Regions from separate parts of the Homo sapiens genome. Here region 1 is linked to region 2. A link is a loop called in an ENCODE intact Hi-C map of the cell type or tissue named here. Cell type or tissue: endothelial cell of umbilical vein. All regions are shown on one strand.

Evidence for each region. A loop is a pair of places that touch in the nucleus more often than their neighbours do. Peaks named below come from ENCODE experiments on the same cell type or tissue, not always from the same donor. Only the 100,000 strongest peaks of a DNase experiment are listed, where the experiment ranks them.
Region 1: a loop joins it to region 2, with 20 times the contacts of the local background. A loop is called at or near these places in 2 of 110 quality-filtered maps.

What each region holds. Positions count from the first base shown.
Region 1 is chr1:71,583,944-71,591,943 of GRCh38, forward strand. The region is part of intron 6 of NEGR1 (neuronal growth regulator 1); the gene reads right to left. Among named protein-coding and RNA genes, the nearest start is that of NEGR1-IT1, 250 kb to the right of the region's middle. In endothelial cell of umbilical vein, no CTCF peak of the experiment used is centred here; a DNase peak (open chromatin) is centred at 4,218.
Region 2 is chr1:72,841,246-72,849,245 of GRCh38, forward strand. No RefSeq gene overlaps it. Among named protein-coding and RNA genes, the nearest start is that of LINC02797, 5.0 kb to the right of the region's middle. In endothelial cell of umbilical vein, a CTCF peak has its summit at 4,324 (motif pointing left); DNase peaks (open chromatin) are centred at 4,986 and 5,456.

The DNA of each region.
Region 1 (8,000 bases), 1.3 Mb before region 2:
GGAAACTGAAGTTGCTTCATTTCTTTAAAACTGTTGAAAGAGAAGTGTTGCTTAAAAATAGGCTAAAATTCGGAAAATCCAACCTACTATAAATGCCTGGCCAGAGCATAGGTGAAATAACATTTCCATGCAAGCAAGTCTGGCTTGGTTTATTCAAATCTTGTCTAACTATATACTGGGTGGATAGTTAATTTGTATCTCTGCAGAGAAATCCCAATTGAATTACATTTATAAAGAAAGGAAACCCTGTCCACACTGAATAGACACATTCAATGAGGACATGCCATTTTCAGTCTTTTCCCTAGCAGTTTTATGGATTCTAAAACTGAATTTAGAGTGCTTTAGAGAAAGAGTGGCCCACTGAAATATTATTGCTTTCACAGTTAATTCCTCCTCTTTTTACCTTTATCTGGAACATCAGAATGGCCAAAAAAAGAGCCAATTTCAATTTACTTTTTCGTTTAGTGGAGTACCCTAGTAACTATGTTTCACTCTGACTAAAGAGAAATAGGAAGTTTAATCATAATGATACTCAGACCTTCATAATAATCATTTTGTTCACACGTATTCCTGGATCTTTTATTAGGGGTCACATTTCCATTTTCAGAGAAAGAAATCACAGCACAGAAGCGAAGATGATACAGTGGCCCAGACTTTGCCACCTTATTACGTGCTCAAACCATTGGATCCCACTTTAGATGGAGTCAAAATTACAGGGAACACAGTGCACGCTTGATAAGTATGCTCCAAGAAACTTCTCAGAAGTGCTGGGAAAGAAATATCTCACAGGACCTCCAAAAGGCTTTGTAAGAGAAAAGATCAGGAAAGTCATACTGAAGAAAGACTCTGTTAATCTGTTTTCTTTTGACTGGAAATGTTGGCATGTTTTCATTTTTACAAAGTCCTAATAGTCACAACGCCATATACTCAAGTCACATTTTGGCCTAATTAGTTATAGGATTAGAGCTGTGTGAAATAAAATAGCAAGCAAGAATGTCTATTCTAGTGCCTTTTTCATAGGTTACTGGCCAAGGTTGTTGCAACTGTGAACATAAAGGAAATTTCTCTGGAGAGTAAAATTCTGTGTAGAGATGACAAAATGATTAGGCCAGCAGTGCTCTTGAGCTAAGTTTTATGGAAACTCACTACAGAGACAAGCACATTAAGATGCATTTTTTTGTCGAATAAAAATAATTTTGAGTTCAATAACAAAAATATACAGAAGGTAAAAATATTGGCAGCACTTCTACTTTGTTAAGGAGTAAGTTTAACTTTAAAAAATAACAATCAATCAATACATACTATCTTTTAAACATGCATAGATTTCTTAGGATCTGAAAACATTACAGCTGAAAGGTAACATGGAGACTAGTTAGTCTAGTCCCCTCATATTATAAATTGGTATGCTGAGGCCAGGCAGTAAATTGCTATGGAGCTCTCCAATTTAAGGCCAGTTTGACTCCAAGGGTAGGGCTTCTAGTAAAATTTTGTGATTAAATTGGAAACTCTAATTTATTTTTCTATGTGTTTTTGGTACCTAATCCTCATAAGCAAGCCATATTTCAAGGCTGATCAATGACAACACCAAATACCAAAGCTTCCTTTCCCTTCCAAATTTACTGACCCTTTGTCAGCTGTGGGAAATGTATGTGCTGTACCAGTAGCTTGAAGATGCCACTGTCAAATTGCCTCAATCTGGGAGAAACACATCAGTAGAGTAATTAATCTTGTACAACCTCTCCATCTTTTTTTTTTTTTTTTTTTTTTTACTCATTACAAGTGAATGCTTATGTGCATGGCTGATTTAATTAATAATTGTAATAAAAAGGACAATATCATAATGATATACATAGTGCATTAACAAATGAATCAAAGGACCAGTGCTGCTAATTTGTCTATCCAGTGAAATAAAGTTACACAGTTATTCAGGTTATATAGATCTGTGCTTGCCTGTGTTTACCCTTCAACATTTGAATTATACATGAGAAGGACAGAAGAGGAAACCAGCATTTAATAGGCACTTGTTTTAGACTAGTAGTGTATTGGCCATTTTGCATGTCCTCTCATTTAATCTTCACAATAATCCTATAAAAATAATTTATTTTCCCCTATTTTATAGGTCAGGTGACTAAAGTATCTACAATCCTTCATGAAGGATTATAGTTTTAACTTGGATCTGCTCGATTCAAAGCTTTTGGTGTTCCACCTGTGTAGTGGGAAAAGCACTGGAACAAGGGTAGTAAAAACGAAATTCTAGCCCTAGTTATGTTGCTTGACTTTGGTCTCTGACTCATCCTATTTGGGTTTCAGTTTCCTCACCTATAAAGTGAAAAAACTGGTTTAGACAAGAAGTTTTCAAAACAAATTATTTGGAACTGTATGACACCTTGAGAGGCTTCAAGGCCGCTATGTAATGTGATGGGTAGGAAAATAAGATTTGTCTCCAACTTAACCAAACTAACTCCAGTTTTATCTTTGTTATACATTAAGAGTTTGCATAGGTTTTATTTGGAGGAATAAAGGGTTTCATTGCTTAAGAAAGTTGGAAGAATTGACTATGTAAAATCTGAGACATCTTCTAGCTCCAATTTCTGTCAATTGACAAACGTAACTAAAGCTCCGCTAACTGATATGTGGTTTTCACTAGAGGCAATTTGGTGACCTGGAGCACCATAAACTTCAACAGTCACTCTGACTGCTTCAGCCTGCTGGTTATCGTCTCTCCCATATGCCACTAAATGACCATTTGGTGTCTATCTTCTTGAAAATACATACATGTTCCAGGTATGAGATTGAAGAGGTAAAATATTCTCTTGCTTTACTCATACTACACTTCAGCAAATTTGTATACTTTCATGACTTATGTGATGATTATGTCTGTGTGTGTTATTTTTGTTTGGTAGAGAACGACTTGATAGGCCTGTGTAGCTGGATCAAATTCTGCCTACAACTGCAAACCTAATTTTTGTCAAATATTTATTACCAGAGCACCAAGGAAAGCCTTCTCATTAACATCTCAAAGCTGCGAGGATAAAGCAGGTTGTCTCACACAGCACTCTGTCTTCAATAATCACCAAGTCTAAATTTATTACTGCCTCTTTCAACCAAAATGAAAACCCCATCTCCTTTAAGTTGCAAGAGGAGAGATAAATTTCTATCTAAAATGGGAGTCATTCACATCTGTGGTATCACCTTTCAGGGTTCATTATAATAGGTAAAAGTAACAGAGCCCATACAGTTGCTTACTGGCATGTGGGAACATCTGAAGCAAGCAGAGAGCTGAAATATTACTTGCAAGGACACAGCTAGTTTCATATTCAACAAATCAGTTGAAAGGTACTGTTCGCTTGCATCGGTTGAATCTAACCAGGGAAAAACAGTTACATTACTCTCTCTTACTTTCTCCAGTAGACTCTTCCATTTCCTTTTGGATACTAGCTACTGACTTCTTTTTTATCTGAAAAGAAAAGAAGCCCATCACATTAAACAGGCTGGGAAGAAATTTTCTCTGATATGAAAGGAGACATTCCAGAAAGTTAAAAAGCCCTGACTGCATAAAGCATTTAAAATTGGGACTTCATTATTGTCTCCACAAGGCTGCTAAGGCAGGGAAAAGACAGTTTTGATCGGTCCTTTGAATGTGTTATGTGTAATATTTCTGAGACAAATGCTTTGTTACTTTGAATAAATGCATACACGAGTACACACACACACACACATGCACACACACACACACACACACACACAGATATCCCTATAGCATCATTAGGACTTGTAGAACCTATACTACAGTAAAGGATTTGACACTATATTTTTAGGTACACCTGAGATGGGAGTTTAGCATCCACACATCATAGCAATATTATCATTACCTATTTTGGGACTCTAAGCAATGAGTCTTCATCAATAGTGAGACTCAATTTGTACCAAATATTTCCATATATTAGGTCTCAGGAGAGGGTTGTATTAAACTAAGGCTGTGTAAATTCTAAGCACTTTGCTTATGCAGCTTTCTTCCATCTTAATTAATTCTATTTCCCTTTAGATGGCAAGTCTTTGAATACGTGTCTTATAATAAATATTTGTACTTTTGTGGAAGTGAGAAACAAAGCGTGTACAACATGTTTTACTTATAGAAATAACTATGTTTTACTGATTACTGAATTCCCACTAAAGTGATAGCATACATTTGATGAATTGAACCCATAGATGGCAGGATGGGACCACTCAGTTCATAGTCTTTAAAAAACAGACTTGGAAGAAACATTTTTTTAGTTGCTCATGTTCAGGAAGCAAAAAACGCACTGAAAAATAACAATAAAATAACAAATATCTTTGAATCCCCAATTTTTTATTTAATAAGAATTTTGCTATGAATAGTTGGCATACTGTCATCCATTATAAATTTTGTTAAAGCACTTCATTCCTGAGGGCTAATATACAGTGATCTGCACAATATTCTCTCTGCCTTTCCTTCTCTTCCCTTCCAATTTTGTACTTTTTACAACATAGAAATCTTTCAGGAATTTTTGGACAGAGAATCTAGAGGATGAGGGATCTTCATTGTATACTAGCTTTCCTGTAGTTTTTCCACCATAAAGTTTGCTTTCTCTTTATTTTAGAAAACATACATTTTTACCTTAAGTAATTTAAAGTAATTCTATTGATGAAATTACTAAAACCTCTACTTAAAATTATAGGTCCTCTTACAATTACTGCCTAAAGCCTACAGGCCATGGAAGATAAAGGGGTTTAAGTTGTCTTCATGTTAAATCAAAACTTTTGCTTATTTCCCTCGCACCCAAAGAAGATTTGAGAAAGAGGCAAACAAGCTGAAAATGATGGAGACTTGCAGAAAAACAGAAAACATTGCAAGTTCACTATAGTATAGTTCATCAAATGTTAGGGTGTTGTATCTTTGCGGATCAGGGAGCTGCTCATATACACACAGCCATTGGGCCTATTAATCAGAAAGCAATCCTAATCAGACCAGCAGCTAGACATAAAGGCATAACATCAGCCTTGTCTTCTTCTTTTCATAGCCTAACCTCTGAAAAGCGCAATTTATTATCCATGTCTCTATTTCCTCATCTATTTATTTAACCTTAATCCACAGAAATCTGGCTTCTACTCTCAGTTTTACACAGAAACTGCTCTGGCAAAGGTCACCAGTAACTAACTGCCCAAATGTCAGAGACAGTGGTTGATTTTCAGATGTTCCCTGAGTAGACGTAGCACAGGACAGTGCTGACTCTTCATTCTTCCTAAAATGGGCTGCTCTCACAGCTTTCACAGCACTCCACAGTGCTGACCCTCCTCAGGCATCTCCATCCACACTGAATTTGCTTGCTTCTGCAGGATGCTTCTCTTCCTAGGCTCACTCGATGCTAATTTTACTTGGATTTCTGTTCTTGGTAATCTTATCACTCTACATGGCTTCTATGAGAAGTCTCATTTACTCTCATGGCTGAAACTATCACCTCCATTCTGATAACTTTAAATCTATGTCTCCATTCTGGACTTTATACCCAGCTACCTATTAGACATTGCCTCAAACTAAAAATATCTAGAAATGACCTAATTTTTTCTTTTAATTTCTACCTCCTTTTAAAATCTAAAAACCTTAATTCTTTTCTTATGTACTTATTCTGGCTAATTTCATGCAAACTAAACATTAGCAGTTATCTAGATCCTTGCAACTCCCTTCCTTTTCTTGCCAGATTTGGTCATTAATGGCTATCTCCTAATTAGCTCTCAACTCTCTCACCTCTGCTACTCTTTTTGGTGCTATTACTATTATTGCTATTTTGCCTTTAGAATTAAAAGTTTAATACTGGGTTTAGCAGTCCACAATGCCTAAGAGTGTCTTTTGGAAACCAAATCTGTTTGTATCATTCCCTTGTTAAAATCCTTCCGTAACTCTCCAAAACCAGGATACAGCCAAAACTCATTTCAACTCTCTCATCTTCATCGTGTCAACTTGTCTACCCTCATCTCTCAATACTCTCCTTCTACCTTTTATTCTAGCCATTTTAAAGTACTATTGTGTCTTCAAATGTATTGAATTGTTTCATACTGCCATGTCTTTACATGAGCGGTTCAACACTAGAGTGCTTGCCTCTCTCTTTCTTCCATCACCATTCCCACACCCAGGCTCATCCTAATCACCTTTACCTCAAGGGGCATCTCCTTTATATTTTTCCCTGAGTCCTTGAGACTGACTGAGTTGATCATTCTCTTTTTTGTGTCACTATACTTTGTGCACATGATTGTTGTTGAATGAGCTCCTGCAAAGTTCTGCCCCAGAAAGTGAGATAGTCATTGCTAAGATGATGTTTTGAGTTGTACCTTAGATATAATTCAGATAGTGGTATTGGCTACTCTAGATAAAAGTTCTTTCATGACCCTTGAGACTATAGTAAGAGCACCTTCTCTGCCCCATTATGGTACCACTGACCTTATTGCATTATCGTTGCTTGCTTGACTGTTTCTCACTTCTCACTCATCTGAGAACTCCTTCAGGATGGGGTTCCAGTCCTACTCACCCTTTTCTTTCCAACATCTAGTGCCGTGCTTTGCCGGGTGTAGGCATTGTAGATAAAAGCTTAGAATCTGAAGCCAGATTGTCAGGGTTTAAGGTTTTGCTTTGTCACTAACCATTTGGCTTCAGCCACATTTATATTCTCTAAGTTTCCTTTTCTAGAAGAGGAGAATTACAGAATCTAGCTCTTTGGATTTTGTGAGAATTAAATGAACAAGTTTATATAAAAAATAAGAATAGGGTCTGTTTCAGAGTAAGCTAACAATGTGCTATTTGTAATTACAGTCATATTGCCTTGTATCTGTAGAGGTTACAAGTACAAATTCTACAGCTAAAACTCATTCACTCATTTATTTATTCATTAATCCATCCATTCATTTACTCAATGTTTAATTCATTTATTCACTAAAGATTTACTCCTTGCTTATTAAATAGCAGGTGCTGTGCTTGGTGATATGGGAAATAAAATAACTAATCAGACATAGATCCTGTCTTTTTAAAGAACTTATAATTTGATGGAGAGATGGAATATATATAAAAATAACTATAAGACAAAATAAAAATGCTTAGTGCAGTAAGAGCTTCAGATGAGGTCATACCAGGGGTTCTGAATATATGAACATTTTTTCAAACTCCCAGGGCTATGTTCATAATTACAGACAAGATTTTCACATTTGCCTTTATTAACAAATTAATCAAATTGTATGTACTTAATAGCACCTCAGCATACAGCAAGTCAATGGCAGAGAGAGATGATGAGAGTCTCTTCTGAAGGCACTACGTTTAGAAGCCTTTTCAGCACTATATTATTTCCAGACATTTGTGTTAAGATTGCCAGAGTAAAACAAATGTTTACACAAGTGGCATTTGTTCCTAATTTTTCACATTCATTAATGTTTCAGTTTTGAAAATCAGAATGTAATTTAGAAATTTAAATAGCAAAACGTAATATGTTATTAAGCCTTAAATTTTTCTTTACTTTGCCGTGTTAATTCATTTATTCTTTCAAGTGCTTGAATATTTAAACCATTTAAAATATTAATAATATACCAAAGAAGTATCAATATTTACATTAAGTTGGAATTCACACTGCTTTATAATATTTTCAATGGTTTATATTATTCATAATTTCACTAAATAAATCATCCTCATGGAAGGAACTTAAGCAAGCATATTATACTATAACTATTGCATGGCAAGCAATGTTTTTCTTTCAAATCGAGTGCTAAAGGATATTAGGCTGGGATAATAAAAGATGTAATATAAACTGATATGTTTTATTTCACATCAGCATTCTTAAATTATGGTAATGTAAAGCTCATAAATCATGGAAACTTATTACAGTATATTTTTAAGTTGTAGGAACATCATATATCCCATCCCCATTTCTGCAAAACAGAAATGATATTTATGATGAACTATACAATATTTGCATTTTTCAGAGATAGCTTACTATAAC
Region 2 (8,000 bases):
AACCCTAAAGACACCTCTGAAAAGCTCCTAGAACTGATCAATGAATTCATCAACGTTTCAGGATTAAAAAAAGCAATGTATATAAGTCAGTAGCTCTGCTATACACCAACAGTGACCAAGCTGAGAATCAAATCAAGAATTCAACCTTTCTTTACAATAGCTGCAAAAAAATACATAATACTTAAGAGTATACCTAACCAAAGAGGTGAAAGATTTTTTACAAGGAAAACTATAAAACACTACTGAAATAAATTGTAGACAACACAAACAAATGGAAACAGATCCCATGCTCATGGATGGGTAGAATCAATATTGTGAAAATGACCATACGGCCAAAAGAAATCTGGAAATTCAATGGAATTCCCATCAAAATACCATTATCTTTCTTCACAGAAGTAGAAAAAACATTGTAAAATTTATATGGAACCAAAAAAGGGCCCGCATAGCCAAAGCAAGACTAAGCAAAAATAATCAATCTGGAGGCACCACATTACCTGACTACAAAATATTATAAGCTATAGTCACCAAAGCAGCATGGTACTAGTATAAAAATAGGCAAATAGACCAATGGAACAGAATAGAGAATGCAAAAATAAGGCCAAATACTTACAGAAAACTGATCTTCAGCAAAAGAAACAAAACCATAAAATGAGGAAAGGACACCCTATTCAACAAACGGTGTTGGGATAATTGGCAGGCCACATGTAGAAGAATGAAACTGTATCCTCATCTCTCACCTTACAAAAACCAACTCAAGATAGATCAAGGACTTAAATCTAAGACCTGAAACTATAAAAATTCTAGAAGATAACATCATAAAAACTCTTCTAGACATTGGCTTAGGCAAAGACTTCATGACCAAGAACCCCAAAGCAAATGCAACAAAAACAAAGATAAATAGATGGGACTTAATCAAACTAAAAAGTTTCTGCACAGCAAAAGAAACAATCAACACAGTAAACAGACAGCCCACAGAGTGGGAGAAAATCTTCACATTCTATACATCTGACAAAAGACTAATATCCAGAATCTACAAGGAACTCAAATAAATTAAGAAGAAAAAAATAAACAATCCCATCAAAAAGTGGGCTAAGGATATTAATAGACAATTCTCAAAAGAAGATATACAAATGGCCAGCAAATGTATGAAAAAATTCTCGACATCACTAATGATTAGGGAAATGCAAATGAAAACCACAATGTGATACCATCTCAGTCCTCCAGGAATGGCCATAATCAAAAAATAATAGATATTGGTGGGGATGTGGTGTAAAGGGAACACTTTTACACTGTTGGTGAGAATGTAAACTAGTACAACCACTGCGGTTAAAGGTGAACAATGTGGAGATTCCTTAAAGAACTAAAAGTAGAACTACCATTTGATCTAGCAATCCCACTACTGCATATCTACCCAGAAGAAAAGAAGTCATTATACACAAAAGATACTTGTACACGCCTGTTTTAGTGGTACATTTTGTAATTGTGAAAGTATGGAACCAGCCTAAATGCCCGTCAATCAATGAGTGGAAAAATAAATTGTGGTATATATATATATACCATGGAGTACTACTTAGCCATAAAAAGGAACAAAATAATGGTATTCACAGCAATCTGGATGGAGTTGGAGATCATTATTCTAAGTGAAGTAACTCAGAAATGGAAAACCAAACATTGTATGTTCTCAGTCATAAGTGTGAGCTAAGCTATGAGTATGCAAAGGCATAAGAATCATACAATGGACTTTAGGGACTCCAGGGAAAGGCTGGGAGGGGAGTGAGGGATAAAAGAATACAAATTGGGTACAGTGTATGCTGCTCAAGTGACAGGTGCACCAACATCTTAGAAATCACCACTAGATAATTTATTCATGTAACCAAACACCACCTGCTCCCCAAAACCCTATGGAAATAAAAAATAATAAATGAAACAGTACCTAGAATATGGTGGGTGCTCAATGAATATTGGTTGGATGAATTAAAAAAATTTCCAACTATGACCAATATAATTGGTTGCTTTTATGGTATAAATATAGAGTCCTTAAAAGGGCCCATTATATGGTAAGACCTGGTTTTTGAAGAGTTCTCTCCCAATATTGATTATTTTACCACTAATAGTTTGAGTCCTACTTGTCACCCAGGTTCTTGTCTGTAAAGCCCAGGATTTCATATTTGGAACATATAAAATATGCAAATAATTAACATATTTAATGTATAAAACTCTTAAATAAAAAGATAACTAACAGAAGGAAGGAAAGAGAGAAAGAAAGAAAGGTAGATAGAAAGAAAGAGAAAGACAGAAAGAAAGAAAAAGAAAGAAAGAAAGAAAAAGAAAGAAAGAAAGAGAAAGAAAGAAAGAAAGAAAGAAATCTCTTTCTTTTGGAATGACTGCCTGCAGTAGACAAATGAATGGGTTCTCTATGTATAACTTACCTGAACCAATATGGCATTGGTTTCCTCTGGATGTGGCAGAGGTTTAAAGCTGACCCTTTTTTAGAGATATTTTTGTGGGTTCCTTAGAAAATTCCTTCATCACGAGGATTTCTGGTCTCTACATTCCTTGACATATACAAGTATATTTCCACTAGCCCATCAATCAAGATTGCTTTCACATCTCCTGGTCATTTGGCAATACTCTTCTCACCTCTTTCAGCTGAAGTCCATTTGCCCCGTCTTTTGAACCTCTTTGCAGGATCTAAACCAACTCTGGCCAAATTTCTCCTATGCACATAGAACATGTGCCCCATTTGATCTGCCATCAGTAGGAGTGCAGTTATTTTCAATTATACCCTGCTTTTCATTTAGCTGCACAGCAGGTAGTTTAGCTACAGCCTTTTGCCCTTTTAAAATTCTCACTTGCAAGTCTGACCCTCATCCAGTATGTCACTAGACTGCTGGGAATACAATCAACCTAGTTGAGTTATCTCTTTGAAATGACTCTCACCAAAATTAAGGTCAGAAGACAGTCATCCCACCCCAAGCCCCTAGGGAGATGGCACTCATAGCAGTGCTCTTGTCAAAGAAATACTTTAATTCCCAACTTAACTGTGGGCTTTTCCAAATTCTCTGACAGGCTGGAGATGGTTGTCAGATAAGAGCAGTAAAGCAGACAAATTCTTGCTCCCTTTCTCGGCAAGTTAATATGGTCTTTCACCTCATGTTAAAATATTGGTTTCATTTTGAGATAGAGACAAGCCAATATTGAGATAGAGTCTAATTTTATATATTAGTGGGCACTGTGTATATGTGTGTGTGTTTAATGTAGAAGACTGATTTTATTTACCCTCCACATAATGAGGTACCAAACCGATGCATGAGAAGATTCACTACTGAAATGATGCATGGCTTCCAGTGGTTTTCTGTGTTTACAAACCTATGAAACATGCTGATCTCTTGCTAGTGTCTGCTAGGCCAATTCCAAGCAAGAGCTGTGAGTAAGCTTTGTTAGGAATATAGCAGGGCAGAAAAACAAAGAATGAATAAATGGGGTACAAATGGAAGACAACAATACTACTGGGCTCAAATTCCAAGTTCTTACCTTAAGGAAATGTAAAAGGAATTCACTTAAATTCCATGGAGAAAAATCATAAACTTTTTAAGGATTATCTCAAAAATCAGGTAATAATTCATATTCACAAGATGGCTAGGAAGAGTAAACACAATAATATAAATAAAAGTATTCTATAGAATGCAAAATGCAGCCTTTATGGACATTAGAAATCCTGGCATGCTCTTATGCACAGGGAAGAACTGCTGAAGATATTAAATAAATGAAGACAAAATATGATAATCTGATAAAAATATATGTGATGGATTGGAGTAAGTGCAGACTGGAGGCAGGGAAACCAGTTGGGAAGCCATTATAATATTTTATTCATATAATAACAAGTAATATATAAATAGGGGTAGAAATTAGAGAGAAAGAAAATACGCTATTCATTTGTGCAGAAACAGAAAATGCAATAGAGGATAGACCTTACAATATTTCTTGGATAATTTGGTGTCATCTAAACGTTACAGACCACAGGCTCTTAGGCTCCCCATGTAATGGCAATTAATACGGGGCCAGGCTGATTTCCCAGATAAGGCTTTTATTTGTGGCTTGTACTCAAATGCAAGGGAGACAGCAGAGGTGCAAGGGTTCTCTGGCTGGCTCCCCAAAAAGAGTCAGTAGGGATTTTTATATCTGCAAAGTATGGGAATTCACATCAGGGGTAAGATATGCAGGCTGGGCTGGTCAAAGCACATGAAGAGTAGGGGATGCAGGTCAGTAAGTGGTTGTGGTGGTTCTCTTGAGCAATGAGCCACCTGGTGGTCTGGTTAGCAGCAACAAGGCTGTGAATAAATTGTTCAGCATTCCTTCCCAAGGTGGGACACTCTGGAACCTTGAATCGATTTTGGATCTCCTAAGGCCAGTTTTTGAAATTCTTTAAGTAAACGTCATGACTAAACATTACGGGAACACAAAAGAATGATATAGATTGGCTATTTTCTTTGTGTGACTATTAACGGGTATGACATCAGTGAGGTAGTGGTGTGGGTTTTGTGATCCGTGGGAATGCTCTAGCTGGGGTGAGCTAAAGCCAAGCCCTGTCCTTACTTTGTCTCCAAATGCTCGCAATGTGTTTGAAAGTATGCTATGAGCTACAGCAAAGGGAGTGAACAGATAAAGTTGCCATCTCACAGGTACTCCTTTACCACTCACTATCCACTAATGTGTTTGCAGCTTCCCAGTGGAAACCCTAGATCTCTTTATGGCCACAGAAAGTGTTTGGTCCATGCTTGGGACAAGTTGAAAGCATCTAGGAATTAGTGCAGCATGCAATAGCCCTCATCCAATATGAGAGGGACATTGGTGAATAAAAAGCCAGTCCTCTGCACTCAGTGAATGGGTAACCCTGAAGGCTTTCTAGGCTGTCTTCCAGCATTTGTGCAGGTTGCCCTGACAATAACCTGCCAATAAAAGCTGCCAATATTGACTTCCTTCCCTCCCATGTTTCATTTCCTCATTCCCCTACCAGTGTTGTCTAATATCACTTCTTAAGTAAATTAACTACCTGCATCCAAAGCTTATATTAGGGTCTAATTCTGAGGAACACAATCTGTGATGATGAGAGATGAGGGATGGCATCCCCTGATTCCTGATCTTAAGGTGTCTCTATAATTTACTAGAGGGGTAAGAGTAATTCGTTGCTTCTTCTCTTATATTTAGTTGTTTATCCATCTTAATAGATCATAATTTCCTTGGGAAAAGAATCTATGTATTACTCACCTGTGGCTTCTTTAGCAAGTGGCATATTGTGTTGCCCAGAAAAATGCACAGTAGTATTTGTTGAAAGGACAAGCTATAAAGAACTAAAAAGCTTCTTTACTACAAGCACTGCTCTGGGGTTGCTGTAATAAACTGATAACCTTTGCATTCAAACCTTTCTCACATGATTTTCCTGCTGGGCTAGTGTACTTTATTCAGGAAATGGACTTTCCTATGCTTTCTTTTGAATCTAGGCAATATTATTGTTATGCATATGCAGGAACTCAACAGAACAAAACACACAACTGCCCAGAGTTAGGTTGATAGCAGATTAATCATAGCTCTTTTTCTGTGGCCTTTAGTACATATTGACAAAGTCATAAGTTAAAGCCAGACTTTCAAATGTAAAGCAAAATTGTTTCCTATTACTGACTAAACGATTGTTGTGTTAGGCATTTCAGACTGATAGTTCATTCTTCAGTGATTGGTTTACTGTTCTATGCATGCACTTTCAGGAATACATCCAAATTCCAACAGGAAAACAAGCCTTACTGTGACTTGAATGAAGCTGGAATTCTATTCTTAGTTGAGGACACTAATGTGAACATAAAACAGATTTAGAACCCCAAATTGGCAGAAAGTATTCCCTAAAGATTACTCAGTACAGTCTGCCATATGCAGCAATCTCTCAATTCATGTGCTTTCTTTGCTTGATTGAGAGCTGGCTAACGAGGTGGCAGCAATCCAGTCAGTTGATATGAAGAACAGAAACACCATGCACACAGGTCTACAACACGAAGACGTTCTTCAGATGATTGTTTTACCTTCAGACAATAAAATTATGCTAACATATTTAGCAAAATATAATTTAAAATAAGAGAAAATAAAGTTGAATATGACATATATAAGTTTTATTTAATAGGCTATAAATCTAGCATATGTGTGAAATAATCATTTCTAATCACCTCACTACAAAGAAAGAACAATATTTATTTATAGGTTGTTTTATGGTTAGATGATCCTTTTTAAAAAAGCAGGCAAATGAATACATTGACAATTCTACTTTCCAATGGGTTGGAAAAAATATTATTTTTCTATCAGAGTAAATTTTTAGGGTTGGACAACCTCTGTAGGCATGCTGGACCACTCCTCATGATAGAAGTACCTGAAGCTGTTTCCAGGATCAGCAGGTCTCTGCAGCTTTTCCTGAAGATACAAGGTTGCTGAATGGCCCAGGTATAGTGTCTAACCTCCTATTTCCATAGTCTCACAAAAGTGCTGTGCTCATCTGAAGTCGGATTAGTGGCCCCGTTCCTGCATCCTTAGGCTGCAGTCATTAAGGAACCACTGCGGCCTCTCTGCAGCTGGCTCAGAGCATGTGGGATTTTTCCCAGGGTCTTTTTATAAGTGCAACTAGTTGAAAAGTGAATTTTCTCTTGCAGTATGCATCCAAACAGAGTAAGTGAGGTGGAAAAGGGAGCAAATCACTTAGTTTTCTGTGAAAACTTAGAGTATATTATCAAAGCTTAAACCCATAATTGACTTTCTTGTCCACACTTTCTTAAAAGCCTTAACATATCATAGTTGGGGGGAAAGGCTTTTATCTTGACAGTAGAACTGGAAGAGAAGTGTTACTAGAGAGGAGAGGGAAAAGGTCAGAATTCTTGGTTTTACTTAAGTGAAAAATTATTCACTAAGGAGTAGAGACTTCCTTTTAGAAAACTACAGAGTCATTCTTTCAGCTGTGTCATTTTGTAGTCGTTGTACTGAGCTTTAATTTTCTTTCTTTCTTTCTTTCTTTTTTTTTTTTTTTTTTTTTTTGAGACAGAGTCTCCCTCTGTCACCCAGGCTGGAGTGCAGTGTTGCAATCTCGGCTGCCCAGGCTGGAAGATGAGGCTGAAATTTCTATGTATTCCAGTGTTACACATATCAATTTTTATCCAGCTGGTAAATGTTTGAGTTTGGATTTATTAAAGTTAACTTGTATAAGAGAACCTTTTCTAGGGACTTATGTTCACTTAATAAAAGTTAAAAATTAAATTTGAGTGATGTAGACAGTCCAATTATATCATAGTCATAGAGTTAACATAAGTTTTGAGCCAAAAGCATTTTCAAAAATTATGCATTATAAATTTATAATTGAAAAAATCAGAAATTTATAGCCCAATATAATTAAGTGATTTCCTGGGTGATAACAAAACCAGAGTTAGAAACTTGATTCTCAAGCAAGCTTTCTGCCCCTTTCTGTCTGAAAGGTGACAGAAAAAAAGTTACTGTCTATGGGACATAATTTTTTCCCTCACTTTGTATGCAAGACTTAGGGAAATTTAGAAATTCTGAATATTGTATTAAGAAATGGTGAATTTCTACTCAGAATCCATGTTGTTTAGAGATTAAACTAGTAATTACAAAGGAATGGATGGTATAGGCTTCCACAGAAGGTCATGACTGATCCACGAAAGAGCAAAGCCTGACATTTTATCTCCATGAATGTGGGAGAATGAAGATACTATGAGATTCAGGGAGAAAGAATTATAATATAATGATATCCTTAGGCTAAAGAGTTAGCGGGACATCCCTGAAGTGCTACCTATACAGTTTCCATAATATCCGTCCAATTATGAACATTTTAAGAAACTCATGTGGGTAGAGAAGTCAAATTTCCAAAACCAAGATTAGTGATTTTATGGCACATGGCTCACCATAAAGAAACACATGTACACACACATAGACATATACATAAAAATGTACAC